Regions from separate parts of the Homo sapiens genome. Here regions 1, 2, 3 and 4 are each linked to region 5. The links are chromatin contacts, found by Hi-C or POLR2A ChIA-PET in ENCODE. All regions are on one chromosome and are shown on one strand. The core of a region is the stretch at or near the end of the contact, and the rest is flanking DNA. Distances in the headings are between cores, read along the strand shown.

Evidence for each region. A loop is a pair of places that touch in the nucleus more often than their neighbours do. ChIA-PET counts read pairs that join two places held with the same protein, here RNA polymerase II (POLR2A). Pooled maps may share reads with other maps.
Region 1: a pooled map shows a loop between it and region 5 (4-fold over the local background). The contact joins the enhancer-like site here to the promoter of MARCKS in region 5. A Hi-C loop is called at or near these places in 1 of 37 single-sample maps with no recorded cell type and 4 of 50 pooled maps. POLR2A ChIA-PET finds 5 or more read pairs at or near these places in 1 of 52 experiments (HEK293T).
Region 2: a pooled map shows a loop between it and region 5 (7-fold over the local background). The contact joins the promoter of KPNA5 here to the promoter of MARCKS in region 5. A Hi-C loop is called at or near these places in 8 of 50 pooled maps.
Region 3: a loop to region 5 is called in a map of transverse colon, with 26 times the contacts of the local background. The contact joins the promoter of RPF2 here to the promoter of MARCKS in region 5. A Hi-C loop is called at or near these places in 2 of 168 maps with a recorded cell type or tissue (B cell and transverse colon) and 6 of 50 pooled maps.
Region 4: a loop to region 5 is called in a map of gastrocnemius medialis, with 13 times the contacts of the local background. The contact joins the promoter of RWDD1 here to the promoter of MARCKS in region 5. A Hi-C loop is called at or near these places in 1 of 168 maps with a recorded cell type or tissue (gastrocnemius medialis), 1 of 37 single-sample maps with no recorded cell type and 8 of 50 pooled maps.

The regions. Positions count from the first base shown.
Region 1 is chr6:116,404,334-116,407,033 of GRCh38, reverse strand. All of the region lies in intron 2 of DSE (dermatan sulfate epimerase), which reads right to left. Among named protein-coding and RNA genes, the nearest start is that of DSE, 35 kb to the right of the region's middle. RefSeq lists a silencer at 741-950 and an enhancer at 1,914-1,963. Within about 2 kb of position 1,258, at least 8 of the 41 ENCODE cell types and tissues checked have a DNase peak (open chromatin) inside an H3K27ac peak, as active enhancers do.
Region 2 is chr6:116,679,960-116,682,659 of GRCh38, reverse strand. KPNA5 (karyopherin subunit alpha 5) reads right to left here and starts at 1,449. Exons shown (of 14, transcript NM_001366306.2): 1 at 1,322-1,449. The coding sequence starts at 1,325. RefSeq lists enhancers at 1-868, 869-1,852.
Region 3 is chr6:110,980,632-110,983,331 of GRCh38, reverse strand. RPF2 (ribosome production factor 2 homolog) reads right to left here and starts at 1,294. Exons shown (of 10, transcript NM_032194.3): 1 at 1,203-1,294. The coding sequence starts at 1,225.
Region 4 is chr6:116,570,243-116,572,978 of GRCh38, reverse strand. It overlaps RWDD1 (RWD domain containing 1), which reads right to left and starts at 1,475. Exons shown (of 7, transcript NM_015952.4): 1 at 1,324-1,475. The coding sequence starts at 1,396. RefSeq lists enhancers at 1,221-1,320, 1,541-1,870, 1,901-2,080 and a silencer at 1,421-1,500.
Region 5 is chr6:113,855,910-113,858,609 of GRCh38, reverse strand. MARCKS (myristoylated alanine rich protein kinase C substrate) reads right to left here and starts at 1,265. Exons shown (of 2, transcript NM_002356.7): 1 at 763-1,265. The coding sequence starts at 864. RefSeq lists enhancers at 1,184-1,233, 1,021-1,564, 1,565-2,110, 2,381-2,430, 2,451-2,510.

The DNA.
Region 1 (2,700 bases), core at 9-2,508, 2.5 Mb before region 5:
ATATGTCTCTTAAATTTATACTTTCTTCTCCCCACCCTCACTGTTTTAACTGTGGTCTTCATTTCCCTCCTACACTAATATTATAAGCTTCTAACCGTTTCTTTTTTCCTGAGTCATTCCTTCCAAGCCATCCTAAACAGAAAGCTTTCTAAACCACAGGCTTATGTGGGATAAGCAATGATCTGGCCCCCGACTATGGTATCTCCTCCTGTGCTGTCCAGAACTCGCATGTTGACACTGGAAAGGAAAAGGAAAGATGGATGAGAGAGACTGTGGTAAGCATGACTGAAATGTGTTCCCTTAATGGACATGGCAGAAGGAGACAAAGAAGTAAAAAAGCCATTCTTAAGATACCTAAGGTAAAAGGAACTACCCAGCTTTATAAAGGACTCCATGAACATACTCATGTCATTATTACTCTCAAGTTATCATTAGCATGAACTTAATGTCAGCAAGACCCTACATCTTAAGTGGTGTTAGGCGTGAATATTTCATCCAAAAAATAAAGCCAACTTTTAAAAAGTGATTATGAAGTATCAATGAAAGAGAATACAGACATACATGCGGCACTTGCCAACTAACATTTTCCCTTATGATAATGAGGCAAGACATCCACAAAATTCAAACATCATGCTTGCCAGATTTTTATGTTAGAAAAATTTAAGACCCAGATTGTAAAGACTACATGAAACTTAATATATTCATGTTGCCTTTGTTCATATGGGGTGAGGGGCACTGATTTATACCCCAATTAAAGAGGGACGAGAACTCCTCTGGCCTTGAGCACAGTTCCCTCTGACAACTCTGAAAGCCCGCCCATGTTGCATTTAAAAAGGTATCAAATGACACTGAAAGGGCGGGAGGTAGGCGAGCAAGTGAGTCACCCATCGCAGAGATGACTTGAGGGTCATACCAATACTGAATCTTAGAGTCAATAAACATATCTTACAAAGAAAATTAACTTCGGATTTCCTTTCAATCATGTATGATTTATAACTGTCATAACATTTTTAAAGTTATTGTTAGAAAGAAGCATTATTAGAGTAACTTTATCTTCACCTGCATTTGAAATAGATGGGGAAGAGTTTAAATTAGTTGAGTCCTAACAATTTAGGTGAGCAGAACATCCTATTTAGGGTGTGACTGTGCACCACACAACTGTCCAATGGCACTGTAACTGGGCTGCTCAACTAATCTGTACACCTGCCTATGCCTCTCCCTCGGGTCCTCTTCATCTGCTTCCTCCCACCACAGGGCACCTGACCTTGATTCCTGCCCAAGAATCCATTTGTAACACTGATGGCAACAACCTGCTTAATAAACGGCATTCAAGAAGTGAATTCCCAATGGCTGTGTGTTTCTGTAAATTTTAAATAATTTGATCGTTGTAAAAAGCCTCATAAGTTATTTTACCCTTCTATAGTATTTTTAAGTCTCTGCAGCAGCATAAAAGGGAATAGCTTCCCTTAGGTCACAGAATGAAAAGAACAGAGAAAAAGAGAGGCAGAAAGAGTGAGGGGGAAGGGTAAGAGAAAGGGAAAAACATGAATGAGAAAAAGCCAGGGGAATTAGAGGCTGGGTTTTCTGACAGCCCAGCATTTGTCTCCACGAGTCCACTTTAATGGATTCCAGGTGCATTCTGGGCTAAGCCGCCCAGCCTTCCTCACTGTAAGGTCATGAGAAGAAAACCTGATCTTTTTACTCACAGGGCTGTGGCTCCACATGTTTGAGGCCCAGCTACATTCTCCCGGCTTTTGATTTTCAGTTTTAACTTGCAATTTTGAGAAGTGAAAAACCCGAGAAACAGCTGCAGAGAACTGCATTTGAAGCCCAGCAGGCAATGCTGAGCAAGGCAGGCACACTCCTCATTTTCATACGTACAGCAATGAAACTGGTTCATTTCAATATGCTAGAGACCTTTTTTCTCTCTTTATATTTTATAATTATATTTTATTTTTGCAAATACACCCTCGGATGACACCATCCAGAAGTTTGCAATCACAGGCAAGAATTTAATACTCAGTCTGTTGCAAAAAAAAAAAAAAAACACAATTACTTCTCTGTCCAAAAGTTCAACTTTCTTTGTTTCCCTCACCAGTTCTCCTGATTTCCTGTAGCTAACTGGCTCCAATGCAAGAGTGAAGTAATTTCTTTCCTCTGTGATTTATTTTCTGTCTGATGATAAGTAAGGAAAAATACTATAAAGAGAGAACTAAAGAGTCACAACAAATACTTTTCAAAAACACAACTCCAGAGTGACAACATAGCTAAAATGGAGTACTGTGTACCAAGAAACCTAGCGAGAATAAAGTTATATATTCGTAACTATTCCTGTGTAATAATAACAAACTTTTTAGTAAAACTATGTGCCAGGCACATAATGCTAAGAGCTTTATATGCATTACTTCATTCAATCCTTGGGATGACCTTGTGTGGGAGGAATAACCCATATTTTACAGATGAAGAACCAAGTTTACAGAGTGTAAGGAACCTGTCAAAGGACATGTGGCTAACACAATGGCAGAGCCAAGATGCAAGGACAGATCCAAAGACCACTGGGCCAGACCTGTTCCTCAGGGTTTACAAATTAAGACAAGGAGCCATGAAAAGCCTGCTGCTTGGAAATGGATGCTGTATAATTCTATGTTATCAACCAGGGCTTGAACAATAAGTGATCTCAGTTACAATCCTATCCTAAAC
Region 2 (2,700 bases), core at 200-2,699, 2.8 Mb before region 5:
ATGATTTTCTTTAATATCAATCGACATTATTTCTTATGCCAGTAAAGCCTTCATTTCCATGGGGCTGGGCGCCTCATTAGTGAAAGTAAAAGACTGCACAAAGCGGGGGAAGTGCCAACTAGAGAGCCCTCACAACCAAACAAGCAGTACTTAGGTCGGAGGGAGAGAGTTGCTCCTGACCTACCAAGAAAACCACTTTTGTACAGAATATGAGTCATCATTATTGGGTGTTGTAATTGAGAGATAAATCATTAGTGTTTTTGTCTTTTTTAAAAAACATGTCTAAAAAGCTCAAAAGTAAATGCCAGTGTCATATTCTTTTGTTTGTTTTTTGAGACAGAGTCTCGCTCTGTCGCCCGGGCTGGAGTGCAATGGCGCTCTCGGCTCACTGCAAGCTCCGCCGCCCGGGTTCACACCGTTCTCCTGCTTCAGCCTCCCGAGTCGCTGGGACTACAGGCGCCCACCACCATGCCAGGCTAATTTTTCCTTTTTTTGTATTTTTGGTATTTTTTTTGTATTTATTATTTTGTATTTTATTTTGTATTTTTTGTATTTTTGGTAGAGACGAGGTTTCACCGTGTTAGCCAGGATGGTCTCGATCTCCTGACCTCGTGATCCGCCCGCCTCCGCCTCCCAAAGTGCTGGGATTACAGGCGTGAGCCACCGCGCCCGCCGCCAATGTCATATTCTTTAGACATATCACTGTCATTTCACAGCTTTCAAATACTTCCATCTCCTATGTATTATCGATGAAAACCTAAGTTTTCATCTTAGAACGGAGCTGCCCGACTATTAGAAGCGTGGAACCCAGGCTTGCCTTGTCGTCGGGAATGAGCACTAGAGGCACCTGCACGCAGGTGGAGGAGGGAGGCTGGCGGATGGAGAGGGCGAGGCTAGGAGGCCCTCGGGATGGAACCTGTCTCTTCTTTGGACACTGTGGAATTTCCATAAGCTGCTGGACACAGCTGATGGGTACCAGGTATGAGTGGCAACGTTTGGCAATTCCATTAACTGAAAAGAACTACCGAGAAACGGTGAGGCGGGGCGGCGAAGATGAGACCAGCTGCCCATCACTCCAGAGGACCTGCTGAAAGAATCTGAACTCACCACGCCTTCGCGTCCGCAAGGGAAAGGTCCGGCTGCCACGCCCCCGCGACCGCTGTCGCCCTGGGGAAAACACGAGAAACACCCGGCACCGCCAGGTTCCAGAGACCTTCGCAAAGTAAGGGGTAAATAAAAACCGTGGCCCCAGGAACTAGTAGTTCCCAAAGGGACCAAAACCGAGGCTCCCCCAACCTAGCCCGTGTTCACTCCAACTTACCCATTAATGTGGCACTCTCCGATGCCCTGATTTCCCAGTCCCCAGCGGCGACGTGTGTGGCGGGTAACAGAAGGGCCGCCACTCCGCCCCTGGCGTGAAGCGTAGCGACCCAGTTCGCAATCCAAGATGGCGGCCACCTGCGCCCCTTCTCCGAGACCCCGAGGCTCGGCTCCCAGAAGCCCTTGCACTCGACGCGGCGGCGGCGGCGGCGGCGGCGGCGGCGGCGGAGGAGGAGTGGTGGCCGCACATCCTAGCAGTGGGGCGTAGAGAAAGTGCGCGCCGCCGTCCCACCCACCGAAGGAGGAGCCTGTGCCTGCGACAAGCCCTGGATTTTAGTTGCGCTTGCGGTGGCCATGCTGTAGGTACTCTGCGGCCCGTAGACCTCCGTGTGTGCAAAGGGACGACCCCTCATTCATTCATTCTTCACGCGTGCGTGCATGCATACATTCTTAAGGATATAAACTGTGTCAAGTACCATTTTAGATACATTATTGGGGCTACAACAGTGCAAAAAAGTTGGTAAAAATCGCAGCCTTGTTAAGTGTACGGAGAAGCTCACGTTTTCTTCAGCTTCATTAACTTTTATATGCTCTGCTCGTTTTATTTCAAGCTTTTTGTCATTTATAATTTTATATTCTATAACATCTGCGGTTTTTTGTTTTTGTTTTTCTGTTTTTGGGGGGTTTTTTTTGAGACGGAGTCTGGCGCTGTCACCAGGCTGGAGTGCAGTGATGCGATCTCGGCTCACTGCAACCTCCGCCTCCCAGGTTCAAGCGATTCTCCTGCCTCAGCCTCCCAAGTAGCTGGGACTACAGGCATGCGCCACCACGCCCAGCTAATTTTTGTATTTTTAGTAGAGACCAGGTTTCACCGTGTTGGCCAGGATGGTCTTGATCTCTTGACCTCCTGATCCGCCCGCCTCAGCCTCCCAAAGTGTTGGGATTACAGGCATGAGCCACCACACCCAGCCACATGAGTGTATTTTTGACAGCAATGTAGTCACCAATAAACGAGTAACTTCAGTTAAAGTACTGTAGATTATAATACACAGCCCTGTAATCTACCCTGGAGTTCAACAAACGGTATTGAAAACAGACTGTGTTCCAGATGCAATAGGAAGAGAATAAATAAGATAAACAATACATAAATCCTGCCCAGAAGACGTTTGCAATTTTTTAAGAGGAAAAACATGAAGACAAATTGTTTTAAGATGTTTGCTATTTTCAATAGTTGAAAAATAAACAGGAGAGAAGGGATTATTTAACTGTGGGTATGTAGGGCTGAGAAAGGCACGCTTGACAAAGGAAACCTGGGCAGTGTTACCAGAAAGCGTTGCCAATCATGAGTCCATATAGTGAAGTGAAAGCAAGTTTATTAAA
Region 3 (2,700 bases), core at 45-2,544, 2.9 Mb after region 5:
AAATTCGTCTAGACCAATTACCCTGTAAAATATGAAGGGAAAATAAATTCATTATTCTGACTTTATGATGTGACAGTAGGAGTGGCATGTTTTTACACACTTCTGTTCAAAAGAGGGGCTTCACCTCTGCTTCCTCTACAATGAGCACCTTGCTTTTCAGACAGTTCTCTGCCATCTACTGAAAGAATTCTTCCTCCCAAATAATTATGACCCTCCCTCGTCCAGTCCCATGGACACTTTGGGAAGAAAAAGAGACCATACATACACTTAAGTTTCCCATGTAGATTTTTAAAATACTCCTCCAGATATAATGTCACATATAAAGCTTCTGATCATTTACTGGTTGATAAAGATACAAATTATTCTATCTTTTGTATCTCATTAAACAGCAACAAATGCAAATAGCAATTAACATGTTTTATTAGCTGCCTGCTCCCAATTAACGTGTGAACTAGTCCCAATACCTAGTAAACTACTCTTTGTAGTCCAAACAGCTAGAGGCATAGCAGGTGTGCAAAATCTCTGAATGACTAAAACTGTCGTTTTGGATACATGTTAACTTAGGTAAATAGCAAGAAAATCACAGCAAGTAACAGCAGGGCTGTTTAGCCCAAATATTCTTGAACAAATTTAAAACAGGTATCATTCAAGGATAACTCAGAGGAGTGTACAAAGTTGGAAGGAAAAGAAAAAACTAATGAACATTTCTACGTGCTGCAGCAAAGGCTCTACATACATTCTCGAAACTAACCCTCACAGCTCTATGAAGTATGACTATGGTGAGCGCTATTTTACAGAATAAGCTAAGATTTAGAGATATTTAATGACCCAAAGTCACAAAGCTTTAAGTGGACGCGCCAGACTGTCACTCAGATCTGTCGGATTCCGAGGGCTGTGCTCCTAACCCCACTATACCATCTGTCTCATACTTCGGAAGTCAGACGTTTTTCAACTGGCTAGGATAAAAGCGGCCAACGCTTCAATCCCACATCCCTCCCATCCCACGGCTCCCACTTGAGAGCTTCCCCACTGTCTCCTGGCAAGCAGCTCGCGCTGAGGAGGACCCGGGCTGGTGATCGATCGGCCCCCACCCAGGTAATTAGAGGGGTAACCAGGAAGAGTGAGAGGCCGAGACAGTACCACCCTCATCACGGGACCCTTTCACCCCAACGCTCCCCGGGGCTGAGACCCAGCGCACTTACACTACTCGATCCAGAGTGTCCATCGCTACCGCTACCTGCAACTCTTAACCAGGGGGCATGCACGTGCCCTCGGCGATTACGTGCGCCGGAACAGGCGGAACCGGAAGCTGCGCGTAACGCCACTTCCGGGGACGGCCTCGTAGAGGGCGTCTAGAGGCGCTGGCGGCCATCTTGATTGGAATCGCGCCCTGTTGTCTTGGTTACGGATTTTTGCCCCGGCTCTTTCCTGGAGTTACAGGTGCGAGGTAATACTTTTAAGTAACACTGGCCGGGCGTGGTGGCTCACGCCTGTAATCCCAGGATTTTGGGAGGCCCAGGCGGGCGGATTACCTGATAACAGGAGTTCGAGACCAGCCTGGCCAACATGGCGAAACCCCGTCTCTACTAAAAATACAAAAATTAGCCGGGCGTGGTGGCGGGCGCCTCTAACCCCAGCTACTCGGGAGGCTGAGGCAGGGAGAACTGCTTGAACCCGGGAGGCGGAGGTTGCAGTGAGCGGAGATCGCGCCACTGCACTCCAGCCTGGGTGACAGAGCGAGACTTCGTCTCAAAAATAAAATAAAAATAAAATAAAATAACATAGACCCTCGCAGTTTGATGTACGCGCTAGTGTGCATACCTGGAGTCAGGTATTCAGAAACCAGATTTTATTCTTCAAGGAATCCCAGGATGCTAGAAAGGTTGATTGATTGCACGGTAGGTACTCACATAAGCACTAAAAACATTGATGTGAAAGGGGCACTATTGACAACTATGCGATCTGTGTGACAGAATTTATGACTACCACAGTTGCCTAGTACATAAAAGATGCGCAGAAAATGTACTGCTGTTCGTGATTTTTCCCCAGTTTTTAAGTTACCATATACTTCACATACCATAAAATGTACCCCTTTACAGTGTACAATTCAGTGATTTTTGGTGTATTCACAAAGATGTGCAAATATCACCACTAATTCCAGAATATTTAATCACCTCAAAAAGAACCCCCCTGACACACACACCCAGTAGCAGTCCATGCCCCACTTCCCCCTCCTGCCAGCCCTTGGCAACCAATAATCTACTTTATGTTCAATGGATTTGCCTATTCTGAACATATATAAATGGTTTCGTGCAACGTATGGCCTTTTGTGTTTGACTTCTTTCACTATCTTTTTGAGGTTCATACATGTAGCGTGGATCAGTACTTCCATTTTGTTAGGACTGAATAATATTCCTTTGTATGGATATACCACATTTTGTTTATCCATTTATCAACCTAGGTACTTTTTTTATTTTAGACATAGTCTTGCTCTGTCGCCAGGGCTGAAGTGCAGTGGTGCGATCTTGGCTTACTGCGCCGTCCACCTCCCGGGTTCAAGCAGTTCTGCCTCAGCCTCCCAAGTAGCTGGGATTACATGCACGCACCACCACACCTTGCTAACTTTTGTATTTTTTAGTAGAGACAGGGTTTCACCATGTTGGCCAGGCTGGTCTTGAACTTCTGAGCTCAGGTAATCCA
Region 4 (2,736 bases), core at 226-2,725, 2.7 Mb before region 5:
ATGACACTCTCAAACCCCTCTTCACTCATCCCCTTAACATCCTCACAGCACAGATGTACTGCTGGTGAGAGAGAACATGAACAGGACTGGAGCTATACAGGGATAGCTGAGAGACATCTGCCTGTTGGCAAAGCAGAACAAAATTTGCTACCATTGCAAGCAGTGGTCAAAAGGTGAAGCCAAGAAAACTAAGCTAAACAATGAAAGGGAGAGGGGTTGGAATTTATAAGTTAAAGTAATATACCTTACACTATAAATTCTGACTATCAACGATAGGCAACACTCAAAGGAAAGGATGGGGAATGTAAATGCACACACCTAGGTTCTACTCACTCATATTGGCTTTATTTGACCGCTTCTCAAATCTCAGAGGAGCCATATTGATATAGTTATGTAGCATTTTTATAATCATCCGAAGCATGGCTTAATAGAGAAATCTCGTCCTCTAAATTATACCTAATGAACTTCTCATTATAATATTTTACATTAGCCCAACCTACCAAGTAATCTTCTGCTCTCTCAATCTCAGCTGGAGCTGAATCCCAAGTCCCATATGTCTGGAAAGTGAAAGAACAGGCAAGCGTTCTGGACGTATAACTCAGTACCAGCCCTGCCGCTAACTCGCTGGCGGACAGTACAGAGCAAGCCACTTAGCTTTCCTGAACCCCCATGACCTTGGCTTGGAGCAGGAGCCCCAGGATAGATGATGTTTAATCTCCCTTCCAATCTAACAACCTATGAATTTATAGCAGAACGGAAATTTGGGCCACATTATCCATTAGGCATTCTGCTGAATGCCAGATTTTTTTTTTTTTCATAAGAAAAGAAACCCGACAGACTTCAGGGACTATGCTACTCTCAAAACCGATTTGAGTAACTGAAAACAGCACTCTGAATCCTATAAACTAAAACAGCATCGTATGAAAAACAGTTTCTACCTTAATAAAGCTAAAAATGTGAAAACTAACATTCTTGCGGCTGTGGAAAAACGAATCGCACTTGGAGTATTTTTTCTCTTAATGTATTATAAATCTCAGGTTGCTGTAGGTTACACAGAAACCAAAGTAATCCCGACTCAATTTTCAGGCCTGACACCCTCCAACATCACCCGGACTTTTAGATTTCCGGGAACAAGCAGAGAAGGAGAAAAAGTCACTGGGTTGCTGGTAAGTGACTGAAGAACTTGAGGAGTGGAGGGCAAGGTGGCCGCGCGGCCTCAAGGTCCCCTTCTCCACCCCAACCTATGAGGCCCAGAGCTGCGGCAGCTCCTGCCCGTCCTACTCCACCTCGGGGCGGCTACAGGCTTGCGGCCGCGGGAGTCACCTGTGAAGGAGTCAGGGTAGATGGACTCCAGGGCCTCCAGCTCGTTGCGCTGCTCCTCGCCGTAATCTGTCATCGTGGCCCTTGCTCTTGCCCATAGATCGCCCAGACACCTAGGCGGCGCGCAGCAGCCCAGACAGCTGCCGCGCCGGGAGAGCGGGCGGCGGCCAGGCGGGCGCAGGCGCAGAGTCCCCGGCTGGAAGGCCCAGGGCCCAAAGCCAGACCCGGCTTGCTTAACTGCAGCTCCGCGCCGGCCTCCGCCTGCTCCCTACTTCCACGTTCGACTCGTTCTGCCTGGCCAGGGGGCACTGATTTGCTGCCTGTCCCACACTCGCTCGGGACTTGCTGGGACGGTGCGCGCGGTCTGGCATTCGCCAAGGACACCTACAGCCGGCTCCTGGGCTTTGCAGGGCCTGAGCCTTAGAAGCCTCTCAGCGCTGCATCCTCGCTCGATGAGTCTGGGCTGAAAGGCCGGCATCGCGCGTCAGTGAAGGATAGTGTCGCTGGTGGCCGGGCTGGGGCGAGGGGCGTCCGATGCCTTCACCTTTTCTGGTTTCCGGTTTGACGCCGTGGCGTAGGTGCTGCGGGCTTGCAACCTAGTGTGGACTGGTGGGGCTCAGGAGATTTCTGAGCTTCTCGAACTCCGTATTGCTTGGCGTCCTACGGGAGTTGGACGAGAGGCTGGGACCAGTGTAGATTCCACTGGGCAGGGGAGCAAAAGCTCTGCACTGCCTTGAATGAGTATGGAAGGGTCGGTCTAACTGCTTAATAAGTCGGGGTGGATCCAGGAGGGAGAAATAGACCGGAGGTCCGGCTTCTCGGTTCAGATCTTTAGGCTTAACTTCTGATTTTGTGAAATGAACGCAGCTGGACGTATGATAGATCTCAAGATGTCTGTGATTGTGTATTTGTGAATTGATGAAAGGAATGTAGATCTCAGTAATAACAATTATCATATGCAATGTAAAAATTGCAGTACCCCGAGAAATGTTGAGAACCTTTAATTTGGTAATACGACTTCCAAGAATAAACTTGAGCAAGTAGCATGCATCTGTGATCTCCAAAATCATTGCAGCAATTACAAAGAAAATTTTCAAAGAACCATGATGGCAAAAGCTAAGAAAATGGCTAAATAAACATGGTTAGCTTTATGAAAATGATATTAAAAACTATGGTAACAATAATAAAGGATCCCATGTTCCTTTATTATATTATTGCGCTAAGTCGAAAAATGGAAAATTTTAAGAAAATACTCAAAAGCTGTTGCCCACTTTTCTGTATTTTTCTTTGTTTTGATTTCTCTGTATTAAAGCTGGTTTCACTGGTATAGTGGGAGGAACACTTTTTAAATGAAAGATTCCTAATGATGAAGCCCCTGAAGCACCAGAAGGCACCTTGATCTTTTATTGAGGAGTG
Region 5 (2,700 bases), core at 16-2,515:
GTGGTCGAGGCGCCACGCACAAGAACAATCCCGACCGAAAGGCACGAACCGCCTCTTTTTGACCATCTGGAAAGGTTCTTAAAGGACCCACCGAGTGTTCCCACCCCACAGATACCATTTAAAAATCAAATGGATGTGTAATTCCACAGACAGCTACGAATAAAGATTTAGGACAGTGGGAAAGCCTCATCAAAAGGTACCGAAGCCCTCTGTCTGGCCCCAGCCAGCCACCTTTCCAAGAACCCAGGGCACGCCGCCGCGGCATACAATAAGACAGCCTTTCCCTCCTCGCCTTTCTCCACCACCATCCCCATTGCGCCCCCCTTTCCCGACTCCCCCCCCCGCCACACACAATCACACCACCAGTTCAGAAATCTCGAAGACAATCCAGCTTCGACAACAAACCCGAGAGACACCCAAACACCATTGTGCCCCCAAACACAAATGAAACCTGGCTGGGGGCGGGGGAAGGAGGGCACCTAGCTAGTCACGTTCTGCCAATCTCCAAACCACGCCATTTTAGACGATTTATCACTCCTTTCCTCCCGTCTACTCAAGAATTCTCCAGGATTCTAAGGAACCACTCCTTTGGTGTGGGGGGACCCCGGCTATGAAAAATCCACAATTTAGGCTATCCATTTCCATTCAACTTTCAGACTAGAATCCAGCCACACTCCTCTCCACGAATGAGCCTTGGGAGCCACCAGGAGGGAAGGAGAGAAAGACACGAAATAAATGACCACAACCACAGGTAGAATTTACCTGTCCGTTCGCTTTGGAAGGCGACGAGGCCACAGCCGCCTCCCCAGGCCTCTCCGCGGCGGCTTCTCCCTTCGCTGCGGTCTTGGAGAACTGGGCACCCATGCTGGCTTCTTCAACAAAGAAACTCAACAGATCCAAGAGGGGAAACAAAGAGCCTCGGGTTGGTGTAACGACGGGGCGAGCAGCAGCAGCAGCGGCGGCGGCAACAGCGGCAGCGGCACACACACCGGAGGGAGGGGGGTGGGGGTGGTGGAGAGGACAGAACAGAACCGATTAAATACACTCCGGATAAAAAAATTTTAGTCGAAGAGATCAAAAAGCAGCAGCACAGGAGGGAGGGAAAAAGGGTGGAAAAGTCGAGCACAAAAAAAGGAGCCCAAGTGTAGTTCGAAAAAAAAAGAAGTAATAAAAAAATCCCAGATTTGTAGCCGCACTGTAGACAAGAGGAAAATGGAGAAATCTCCCTGGTTGCTAATAAGATGCGGGGTCCAACGCCCAAGTGCACAGATGAATGGGCTCGCGGGCGCTGACGCGGCCCCCGCGCGCGTCGGCCAATCCGCGCGCCGCACACAAAGCAGGGGGCGGGGTCTGCGCGCCTGGCGAACAATGGAGCCGCGCTTTGCAAACGGTTTGAAAATCAGCCTCAGACCGAGAATTAATGTCCTCCAAATAAATAAATCAATTAAAAAATACATGGCACTCGTCTCTCTCTGCTTGAAAATAATAATGCATTTCTTGATTGGCTTGCTTTGTTTGGAATTAATTAACACGGGAGGGGGGTACTTGTGCATCGGGGCGGAGAAAGCGTTAACTTGACTCGCATTGACTCTCGTCGGTCTATATCCGTGTGTCTCTCTCTCTCCACTCGCTCCCCTCCCCCATCTTTCCGTGTGTTTATGTGTATGTGTGTGTATGCGAGTGTTAAAGACAATGGTTGCGATTTGTGTGTTTGCAGCATGTTTTCTTTCTTTTTTCCATATTGGTTTTACAGATAATGCTCAGGGTTTGTTTTTTGAACTGCTGCAATGGTTAAATCGTCCCAAATTGAAAGGTATTTAAACCACGAAGATCGAATTTCATCAAGCGAGATCGCAAGTTAGAATTAGGTCTGTAGGCCAGATGTGGAAAATGCAAAAGCGGCAAACAGCGAAGCCACACTCCCTTCCCTCTCCCACATTGGCATGAAATAAAATATTTTGAGATTGGCCTTGGGCGCTCAACAAATTCCCCCTTCTCTGGCTATTCCCAATTAGTGATTTTTTTCCCCCACAATTCAAAGTGAGAGCCATTTACAGAAGATCGAAACTCTTCGCGTTTTATCACTGTTTTAAATGACATAATTTTCCTCTATGGTGAAATGAGACACAGCCTCGAGTAGACGAATCCATATTTACAGTTGGGATGTTATTCGCGTCAATATGGATCGTTTTCAGCCTACTGCCAGAATCGAATGGACTCTTTTTGAACGTGTGTGTGAGTGCGCACGCAGGCGAATGTGCTCCTGAAAGGAAGGGAGGCAGCAGCAACGATGACATTCTAAACCGGATTGCAGTTCTAAGGAGAAATGTTCTGTATGTTGAGAGATAGCAAGATCCCTGAGCTCTCCAAGTCTAACTTGGGTTAGAGGAAAACCTTCTATAATGGTACACAGGATACCTCCATCTGTCACTGCACTCCTTGCCACCGAAGTACCAGACGCTTTTTGTGCGTGAGAGACAAGGCACTGACTTAAAGTATGAGGGGTGAGGGGAACCAAGGAAACAGCTTAATAAGCATTTTCTTCCCAAAGTTTTCACTCGTGGCAAAATCAGACCACCTTTTCTCGTTTACATTTGGTGATCTTGCAAGGAATAATCTTTCGCTTATGAAGGTGAGAAGCAGTCGAGGGAATGGTTCATTTCTCCTGGTGCTGGCTCTGAATTCTCAAACAGTTTTATT